Regions from separate parts of the Homo sapiens genome. Here region 2 is linked to region 1. The links are chromatin contacts, found by Hi-C or POLR2A ChIA-PET in ENCODE. All regions are on one chromosome and are shown on one strand. Each heading gives the region's core, a stretch centred on a gene start or an enhancer-like site at or near the end of the contact. The rest is flanking DNA. Distances are from core to core; before and after follow the strand shown. Region 1 overlaps DUSP10 (dual specificity phosphatase 10). Region 2 overlaps LINC01705 (long intergenic non-protein coding RNA 1705).

Region 1 (5,031 bases), core at 780-3,279:
GGGTGATGGTGTCTCCCTTTGAGTGCAATTGTGAGCCTGAGATAAATGAATACGTGTAAAATACTTAGCACATCTCCTGGCACACAGTAGAACTCAGCAGGCATTCACTATTTTAATTTATATTATTTATATGATTGCCCACAGGTGAAATCAGCAGAGAAGTACTTGGAAAAGACAAGCCAGGGTGGGGTGTGAAGGACTGCTCTTATAATCTTTTTTGATATTCTCCACGTAGGGCCCTGACATTTATCAACCCTGACTTTCAGTAGAACAGAATGTGAGAGCAGCGCGGTTGCTTACTCCTCGACTTTCCAAGGCTTGTGGGCACATAAACCCATCAAGAAACCTCTTTTGGATGTGTGAATGCATGCTTTTGAGCTTACGGCTCTGCTCTGCCTCCCACGAGTTATGGGTCTAGTATAAAAAGCTTATAAACTGTGCTTATTTCTCCATTTTTAAAATGCAAACCTTCCCCTGAACAAGTGCAATCTCACTTTTGGGAATGGATCTTAGGGAAATCATCTAACCAAAGATAGTTAGCTAGATATATGGAGATGTTCACTACAATGTTATCTGTTTTATATATATTTTAAAAAGGCCAAGTAAAACACAAAAATAAAAGAAAAAAAGTTATTACATTCATTCCACGGAGTATTATGTAGCCTTTAAAAGAGTAGTTGCAAAAAGGATGTGAAAATAAATAAAACATTTTGGTTTAATATTAAATTTTTTAAAAGCTAAGTAAAAAACATTGACCAAAAGCTGAAGAACTGTACAAAAAACGAACAATTGTTTAAATTAGGGAATTTACGGATCATAGTTTATTGTTTAAATTTTCTGCTAATATTTTTACACACAATGGCATGCACAGATAAACCCAAAGGATTATTACAAAGCTCAAATTATAATAATATACATGTAAGTGCTATAAAATCTGGATTGACATTATTAGTGCCAACTGAGCTCTAACCCTACTCAAACAGAACTAGATACACTCTGGCTTTCCCTTTGAAAAGAGGGGGAAGTGGAAAAGTCCTATTAGCTGAAAGCCACCAGAACACAACATCTACCCTCAAAGACAGATGGCTTGTGGCTGTCTTGATAGTTCCAGGAGATAAGGCAGAAAACCCAAAGCATGAACAAGAGACGGTTATGTTGCAATAAGGACAGGAAGTCTATCTGTCCACTAGCCTCTGAGCCTGGCATATGTTCTTCTCCATTTCAAGTCTCATCTTTGACAAACCACAGCGGGAAACTCCAGACCATAACCTAGACCGAGTCTCATGACTTTTCACAACCAATGGACCCGGAGCTGGCTGTGTAAAAGAGAGAAATCATATTTTCCTTAAGGTATGGTTATGATCCAAAGAAAACTCAAAGGGCAATATTATGTTCACTTTACTCATTGAAAGTAAGAAGTCAAAACCTACCCTAGCTTTTTGAAAAGAAAAACAAGAGCTATATACGAATTTCAGTTGATTTCTAGAATTAACCTCTGCCCTTACATATGATAGTTTATTCTGCTAGGCAATTATGACAATAAAGTTTGAACCTGAAGAGATAATTCTGAAGTAGAAGAAAGAAAATATGGAAAATAACTTCACCAGTGAAGACTTAAAAAATAAATAAGATAAAAACTACCCATTGTCATCATCACAGCCTCCACAAAAGGGATTCTGAAGAGTTAAAATCTGCTCAGCTTCGCCTCCACAAAAACCCAAATTCCACACAGATTCTGTGATGGGAACCTAATTCACTTTTTTCTTCAAAAAAGGCAGTTGTTACATTTTTCCATATAAGATGAGAGGGAAGAACAATAAAACAAATTCAAAAGAAGGCTCTAAAAGCAGGGGAAAAACCTCTCTGTTCTTATTTAGGGTACTCAAGCTGTAATTTGTCTTAAAAGCAGCTAGTTTAAAAAAAAAAAAAAAAACCAACACATGCTAGAAAACCCCACACACAGAAAAAAGCAGCGTCCAGCTTTTTAAAATTCTGCCTCTACACCTCCTTTCTCAATGACATCAGCTGGAGGCTCCCCACCTGCCCAGTTGCCATAGCAGTTACACAAAGACATACAATGACATCAGTTGGCATGATATCAGCTCTTTGAGTGCAAACAATACAAGAAGAACTACTTTGTTTAAGGCCTTTGGTGCAACTGTGTTCTGGGGAGCCAATGATGTAATGCTAACAGGTGGCATGGGCCTTCCATTTGCCTAATGGGGGGAAAAAAACCCGTGGCGGAGTGGGGGGAGGAGGGAATTTGAGACAGACACACAGAATGCTCCAAATCACAGAGCATGCTTATGTGCAAAAGTATGGGTGCATTGTATGTTTAAGCCATGTAGGAACTCTGTTCTTATAATATTTGGAGGTGGGAGGGGTGGGGGTGGAGAGAAAAGGAGATATTACAATTTAAACATATAAGGTAAACAAGGAAATTCTCCTTGAGGGGTCTGAAGAAATAGTCTCCTGTTCAACTGCCACTCTGCTAATCAACTTGGGCATCAGTTTTCCATAAGGCTTATGCACAGCTCTGTACTGCAGTTAAAAACTCTCTCTGTGGACGGTGCTTAAAGTAAAAAACAACGAGTGGAAGCTCACAGTGGTGGCTTTTTCCAGAGAAGTCTGCAGGAAGGATTGTTTTCTTCTCTTGGGGAAGGGTTGAAATTGAAATCTGGAGGGGAGGGGGAAGAGTAAAGCTAATCTGGTTTTTCTTTTCCAGTTACTTTCCTCCGACCCTACCCCATCAAGTATCACCAGAGGCCAAAGTGACTGATCACTTAATGAGGAACCCTGATGATGTTATGTTTATTACTATTTAAGAATATTAGAACATGATAATTAACAAACAAAGCAGGAGCAGTGTAGCATGGAGGTTAAGAGCAAAGGTCAGAGACAAACCACACCTAGCTGCAGTTATGATTCTGCCTCCTAGCAGCTGTGAGACCCTGTGCAAGTCAGGTTCCCTCATTAAGCCTCAGTTTACCAATCTATTAAGTGGATGTAATATCATCTACCCATCAGGGTCATAGTTCAGGAAGCCTATGTAAAGGTTTTGATACACGACCAGGTATTCGATAAATAATGTCTTATTACCCCCAATATCATCACCTTTGTTCTAAATTCCAACAGATCTATGCACACGCATAGTCCATGAGAGCCCTAAGTGCAGTGCAGTGATTCAGAGAAGGAGTATTGAGGCTGGACTTCTTGGGTTTGAATCCCCAGCACAGCCAAACACTAGCTATGAGACCCTGGGCAGGTTTCTCACCTGTCTGTTCCTCAGTTTCCCTGTATACAAAACAGGGATAACAATAGTACCTACCTCACTGTACTGTTGTAATGATTAAAGTGGTTAATAAAGTACCTTAAAACAATGTCCAGCACATTGTAAGTGCTTTTTCTTTTCATCACTTTGGGAAACTACCATTTTAAAGATCTAAAAAAAAAAAAATCTGCTTAATATAAAGACTCTATATAAGTAAACTAATGTTCCTGAGTTTTTACTTTTAAAATTTTATTTAACAAAAAAGAATTAGGAACCAAGGTATCCGAGCAGTTTTAAAGTTTGCAAAACATACTTTTAACATAAAGAAAGCAACAGCTCCCTATTTTTCCTAAACAAATATATCTGATTTCACTTTGTTGGTCCTAGCTTTCCTAACAAACACTGTCTTTGCATTTCTGGTTTTTCCACAGAATTGGATTTTGAAAATAAAACTGTTCTTCCCTCCTTCTTCCTTTCCTCTAATTTCTACCAAGGTGGCTAACTTCCTTATGTGCACAAGAGCCTGCAGTTATTAGTGCGAACATATTGTAGCCATGAGCAACAATGCTGGGGTAGGGTGAGGCAAGGCGGGGTGGGGGGGCAGCAAACATTTTCAAAGCTTATGTCAAAAGTAGGTTCTCTGCCAAAATGAGTATGGTCAGTACATTGATTCTAAATGGCAGCAACAAAGAATACCTAGCACCCCTAAAGAACTATATGTGGAAATACTGCCTGCCAGTTTCTTCTAACACACGGTCAGTTCAGTGACAGTCCTACTGAAGCAATGGATTCTAGTTTTAGTGGGAAACTTCTCTTTATAGATGCATTTCAGCTCCTGTTGCTGTTTTGGCGACTGCAGTCCTAGAAACAGAAGAGTCCTCTGTAATGTGATTCAGAAGCAATGCGCTGGGTTGTGAGTTAAAGAAACCACATCCAAATGCAGAATCTATAAGCAAGAGATTTTTATACTCTAAAGGTGGACAGCCCTTTTTGGTCTTATGCTAAGCTAGAAAGTGAGCTGTTTCCAGAAATTTAAGGAACACTCTCACTGAAGGTCAGCAAACAGAAGTAATGTCCAAAGACCAGGGGGAGGGGTGTAGGCTAAAATTGGACTCTTCTACAGTTTGCTATAAGCATATTGATCACCCCTCTCTGTTGCCTAGTTTTTCTTACTGAGTAACCAGTCTTTTAAAGTAAAACAGTACCTTGATGATAGTGGTTAAGATCATAGACTGGAGCCAGATTGCTTGAGTTAAAACTCCTGACTCCTATCACTTACCTTGTAACCTTGAGCAAGTTATTGATGTCTCTGCATCTCAGTTTACATATCTGTGACTTGTAATATAATAATTTCTATCTCACAGAGCTCTCAATATGGATAAAATGCTACATGAGAGTTAGGTGTTTTATTATAAGTGGGAGAGACATTGCTGTAAGTTGCATACTATTTTGTTTATACCAGGAACAGATGGATGCTATGATATACTCCATGGAAACAGAACATCAGAGCCACTCAAGATTCTATAAGCACAAGAATCTGTGGAAGAACAAAGCCTGGATGAACTGGAGCTGATGTCAGGCTGCCAAGGCTGAAATCTTCTTCAAAGACAGGGTCAGAGTCACTTCATAAGTTTCAGGGCAGAATATCACCTATCTTAACAGGAGAAACATGTGGGGTGGTGGTGGGTACCAGCTCGATCCACAAAGATTATTTCTACTTCTTGTTTTCTATGAAATGTTCTTTATACTCCATAGATGTG
Region 2 (5,031 bases), core at 1,737-4,236, 340 kb after region 1:
GATGGTGCAGTAAAAGAGCTTTGGAATCTGACAAATTGGCAACTGAATCTTTACGCTGCCCCTCTACCTCTGTGACTTCAGGCAAGTTATTAATCTTCCTAAGTCTGGTTCCTCATTGAAAAATAAGAATCATAAATGTTGTATGGATAAAATGCAATAATTTATGCAGAAGCCTAATAAATTATTACAGCAGAGGCCTAATAAATTATTACATTATTTATTTATTTATTTATTTATTTTGAGATGGAGTCTCACTCTGTCGCTCAGGCTGGAGTGCAGTGGCACGATCTCAGCTCACTGCAAGCTCTGCCTCCTGGGTTCAGGCCATTCTCCTGCCTCAGCCTCCCAAGTAACCGGGACTACAGGCGCCCGCCAACATGTCCGGCTAATTTTTTGTATTTTTAGTAGAGACAGGGTTTCACCGTGTTAGCCAGGAAGGTCTCAATCTCCTGACCTTGTGATCCGCCCGCCTCGGCCTAACAAAGTGCTGGAATTACAGGCTTGAGCCACCGCGCCCGGCCATATTATTTTTTTATTTGACTTGCTCATATACTTGAATCAGTAGGGGCATTTGTTGAGCACTGACCATGACAACACAGGTGATATACGATGCAACGGTGTCAGACCCCGACAAAGAGTGCGCACACGGGCATGAGTGGCTCTGATGCAGGACGGCAGGACGGCATCAGCACCAGCCTGGACTGTGGGGACACCAACAAGGGAGCGCTTTATCCTGGGGGAAGAAAGTCTCATGAATTCAAGCTGGTCCTTCAAGGATCCTTAGAACAGCAGCATTCTCTCTACTGGTGCACATAGATGTTAAAGATGTACCATCTAGGAATAGGCTGCCTAAGATGGAACCCCAGCTCTGCCTCTTATTACCAACCTAACCTTGGGCAAGTTACTTAAGCTTTTACGTCATAATTTCTGCAGCTGCAAGACAGAGCTCATGTTAACACCTACTTCATAACGTGGTTACGAGGATTAAATGAGATAGTTGATGTGACGCACAAGCCTTCAGTACATTGTCACAAAGAAATTCCTCAAGAAATGTTGGAGGTTAATGGTACTGTGGGAATTTTATTCCTGGAAAAGGGAACATTTGAGCAAAGAGAGGAATGCACAGGATAATTAAAGGAATATCTTGTGGCTTAGTTTGACTGAATCATAGCACATATTATGGGAGAAAAGGCAGGTCCTCAAGTAACCTCTCTGGGTTAGTCTTTGCATTCACTTGCGACATTTTCTCGATTCCATCAGTGTACATTCCGTGTCTCTCTCTAGTTCCTGGACTCTCTAAGACTGGAGCTCACATTGTAACCACTCAGACCACTCAGCCTTCTCTTTTCCATGAGAATCATCTTCCATCCCTATTTTCAGACTATTCTGGTTTCATCAGCTTTTTAAGACAATTATTAATATTTTGATGAAGTTGGCAGTCTAGTAATGACAGTGTGATCACTCAACCTGGTTATAGAGAAAAACATGTTTGCAAATTTTCCATCTGGTGAAAAGTCTAAAGGTCCCAAGCTCATTTCTGTAATCTCTCAAATTCCAGTGCCTATTCTAGAAGGGGGCTTGGTCAGACTGGACCAGACAGCCACCCTGAACCTGGAGGGAACAAGCTCAACAGCACGGGGACAGGGATGGAGGTGAGGACACCAAGTTGTGGGTAGGCTGCAGGGTCTACAGAAGAGTCAGTTCATTTTTAAAATGAGATGCCTGTGAGTCCCCCATGTGAATCAGCTGTCACTGCAGGGTACTCATGCTGTTCCTATCATATCATTGGGATACTTTTCAGAGCATGGTTCCCAATACTCAGAACCTTTTATTTTATTTATTTTTCCCAGAGAGGTATTGACGTATTTGCATAAAGAAATAGAAGTTGCTGTCTCATGGACTTTTGGATGCAGAATAATTATTTTGCAAAACAATATGAATAAACAGCAGAAAAAAAGTAGGAAAATAGAAAGAGAAGCAGATGCCCCATCTCCAGGGTGTGAGTATCATCACCTCACGTTTACATCAGAGTTCCTGAGTATCACTCTCAGATCATAGTTATTTTACTCTTTCCCCCAATATCTACAAGTACAGTCTGACACTGTGCAAAGCTACCAGTGTCCCCTGAGGGTTGTTTGCCCCTAATGGGTCTTCTCTCTGCCCTTCCCACTTCAGCTTCCAGTCTCAGGTCTCTTGCCCCAGCAGAAGCCCTGCCCCTCACCGTGTGGGGACAGGAAAGGTCCCTTCCCAAGCACCACATTATCAACTACTATTGGACCCACCTGGGCAATTTGGCAGCCTATGTGCCCTGGCATTCTGGGACAGCTTAGGAGTGTCTGAGAATAGACAGAGATGGCCCAGAGCTGCAGCTGCACAGCTGAGGCAGAGAGTGCCCCAGCGCCCCAGCCTCAGGCAGCCTCCTCGGCCTCCCTCCCAGGAGCAGGCTGGCTGCACAGCTGATCCTCACTAATCCCGCTCCGTAGAGCCAAACTGCTTGATTTTCATATATCTATGACTTGCGTGTTCTTTACATCGCCTGCTTTATTTTCAAACCTGTCAACAGGCCTCTGAAAAGGTTGCACACATGAGCAAAGGTCTGGGCAGCTGCAGGAAGGACAGAAGCAGCCGCAGGCTGGGCAGGAGGGGGAAGGCCTGGGGTGGCAGCCCAGCTACAGCAGGGCAGGCACTCAGACCTGGGAGACTGAGTCAGGAGAACATGGACTTCCCATTTTGGGGGTTTTGTCTCATCAAAACAAAAACCAGGCATATGTTTTTCTGCCCTGAGATCCTATCTGGTTAGATTAGCAAGCTGGCTATAAATCTGAGATGGACCACAGACTTACTGAACTATATTTATCAAGTTTCTTAATAAAGCAAAGGCCCAGAAGCCTTTGAGAGTGAACACTGTTTTTTTCTGACAGAGACATAAGCCAGCAACAAGCAGTTTATTGTTGTTGTTCAGTTGCCAAGTGGGTGATTCAATTAAAATAGGAGCTACATCAGATCTGTTTGTATGAACCCACAGCGTTGCTATTTGTAAAGGGGCCCTACTTCTCGGACTTACATCATTGCTATTTTTTTTTCAAGATTGTTTTAAGGTCTCTAAAAGAAGACTCACAGGTTGAGATTTGCCTACCGCGTTGTGCCGACAAAGACCAGACAGTCAGACTGAGGCTGTCTCTGAATATGGATGTTGTGCCAATCATTGTTTCTAAGCTGACAGGTCAATTCAATCTAACAATGGAATTCAAGATAATGAAAGCCAGAATATCAGAATAGAAGAGGATCTTGGGAGTTACAAGGCATGACTCCTTCATTTGAAGCTGAGGAAAGTAAGGACCAATGACTTTGCTAGACTGGGACTTGAAGGCAGAATTATTAGGGCTCTTTCCAGTGGACTACACATACCCGCAAGCTCCCTGGCATCTTGAAATAGAGTCTGGTTCAGGAGCTTCATGTCGAACCAGATAAATGTGTAACACAATGGGAGAGAGGAAAACCCGGGTGCCATAGATGGGAAGAACAGTATTGTGGGCTCTCATATCTACAGGTGTCCTCTCAAATTAGAGAAGTAGCCTCCAGATTTTGTTTCACCCATAGACCATGTGGAGAATTCAGTCTCTGATGGGCCCCACAAAAAAACTATAGAGGAGATGGGGCCCGGTGGCTCACGCCTGTAATCCCAGCACTTTGGGAGGCTGAGGCGGGCAGATCACAAGGTCAAGAGATAGAGAGCATCCTGGCCAACACGGTGAAACCCCATCTCTACTAAAAATACAAAAATTAGCTGGGCATGGTGGCAGGCACCTGTACTCCCAGCTACTCGGGAGGCTGAGGCAGGAGAATCACTTGACCCTGGGAGGTGGAGGTTTCAGTAAGCCGAGATCACACCACTGCACTCCAGCCTGGAGACAGAGCAAGACTCCGTCTCAAACCTAGAGGCAAAATAGCAAGATAATCCAGGGACTAATGAGTAATGCAGAGGAAACATACCTTTTCTGGTGGACGCTAATGCACTCTTCAAATATTTCAATGTAACAGGATTCTAAGTTGGAAGTTTTAATTGAAGTATCATGATTTAATAAATATCAGATACAGAAATATCCAAAAAGCCACCCAATAATGATTTCACATTTCATGATCCTCTCTTTGGAGAAGCCTGCACTATGAATACCTCACAACCCTCAAAGAGTGTGGCATGGGAGGGCATCTGTTCCTCCCCTCAAGTCCCTTAGGAGAAGGCTCAGGGGATGACTCAGGAGTCTATGATATGTCCCCTTGCAGGTAGAGGAGTGATGCGGACTGGTGCCCTTCTCTCACCCTTACAACGTGAGGGATGGCCTGCTAAGGGGGAGATGATGGTGTTAGGCAGCTTACTCCCCTGGAGTTTGTTAAGATGATGCACTCAGAGTGTTCAAGGACCAGATGTAGGCCACGTTGGGGAGCTGGCATTGGGATGGTCGGCAGAGGTTTCCAGGGGCTAACGAGAAGATATGTGACCACTAGAGCAGAAAGCATCACAGCATCCGAGGGTCTGAAGGTAAAAGACCACCAGGGAGCAGAGAAGCCTTATAAGAAAACCAGGAGAAAGCACCAGACTGTAACTGTTCCCAAGCTTGCTGAGGTCTGAGCCAGCTGTCTTTGGTTGGGCTTCCTGGGAGCATTGTCTGAAATAGGGATTCTTGTGAAGTGGTTTACTGGGGGAGTGCTCTCGGCAAAGCAGAATAAAAAGGAGAGAAGCAAAATAAGGATGTGGTCTCTGTTCAAGGCTAGCCCCTGACTCGTCCCACAGCAAGCTCTGGTCTGTCCTGGAGAAATGAGGCCAGGCTTTTACCTCCCTGTCAGTTGGTCATTGGCTGCTGAGTGCAATGTGGGGGAAGGCGAGGAAGCAGCTGGGGAGAAAGTTGGGGAGTTAAATAGGGAGGGGAAGGGCCATGACTCAGAAAAGGTGGCTTCCATTTGGTCAAAGGCAAATTCTCCCAAGAGGGGGAGAACTATAAGCCATTAACAGCCAATAGTCACAGCACTCAA

Evidence for each region. Hi-C counts contacts between places; a loop is a spot of excess contacts on that map. ChIA-PET counts read pairs that join two places held with the same protein, here RNA polymerase II (POLR2A). Pooled maps may share reads with other maps.
Region 2: a loop to region 1 is called in a map of sigmoid colon, with 2.4 times the contacts of the local background. The contact joins two enhancer-like sites. A Hi-C loop is called at or near these places in 1 of 168 maps with a recorded cell type or tissue (sigmoid colon), 2 of 37 single-sample maps with no recorded cell type and 3 of 50 pooled maps. POLR2A ChIA-PET finds 5 or more read pairs at or near these places in 2 of 52 experiments (AG04450 and activated naive CD8-positive, alpha-beta T cell).

Annotation. Positions count from the first base shown.
Region 1 is chr1:221,707,087-221,712,117 of GRCh38, forward strand. All of the region lies in intron 2 of DUSP10 (dual specificity phosphatase 10), which reads right to left. Among named protein-coding and RNA genes, the nearest start is that of DUSP10, 32 kb to the right of the region's middle. RefSeq lists an enhancer at 923-1,032. Within about 2 kb of position 2,030, at least 16 of the 41 ENCODE cell types and tissues checked have a DNase peak (open chromatin) inside an H3K27ac peak, as active enhancers do.
Region 2 is chr1:222,041,190-222,046,220 of GRCh38, forward strand. It overlaps LINC01705 (long intergenic non-protein coding RNA 1705), which reads right to left. Exons shown (of 3, transcript XR_001738485.2): 3 at 515-733. Among named protein-coding and RNA genes, the nearest start is that of LINC01705, 16 kb to the right of the region's middle. Within about 2 kb of position 2,987, at least 5 of the 41 ENCODE cell types and tissues checked have a DNase peak (open chromatin) inside an H3K27ac peak, as active enhancers do.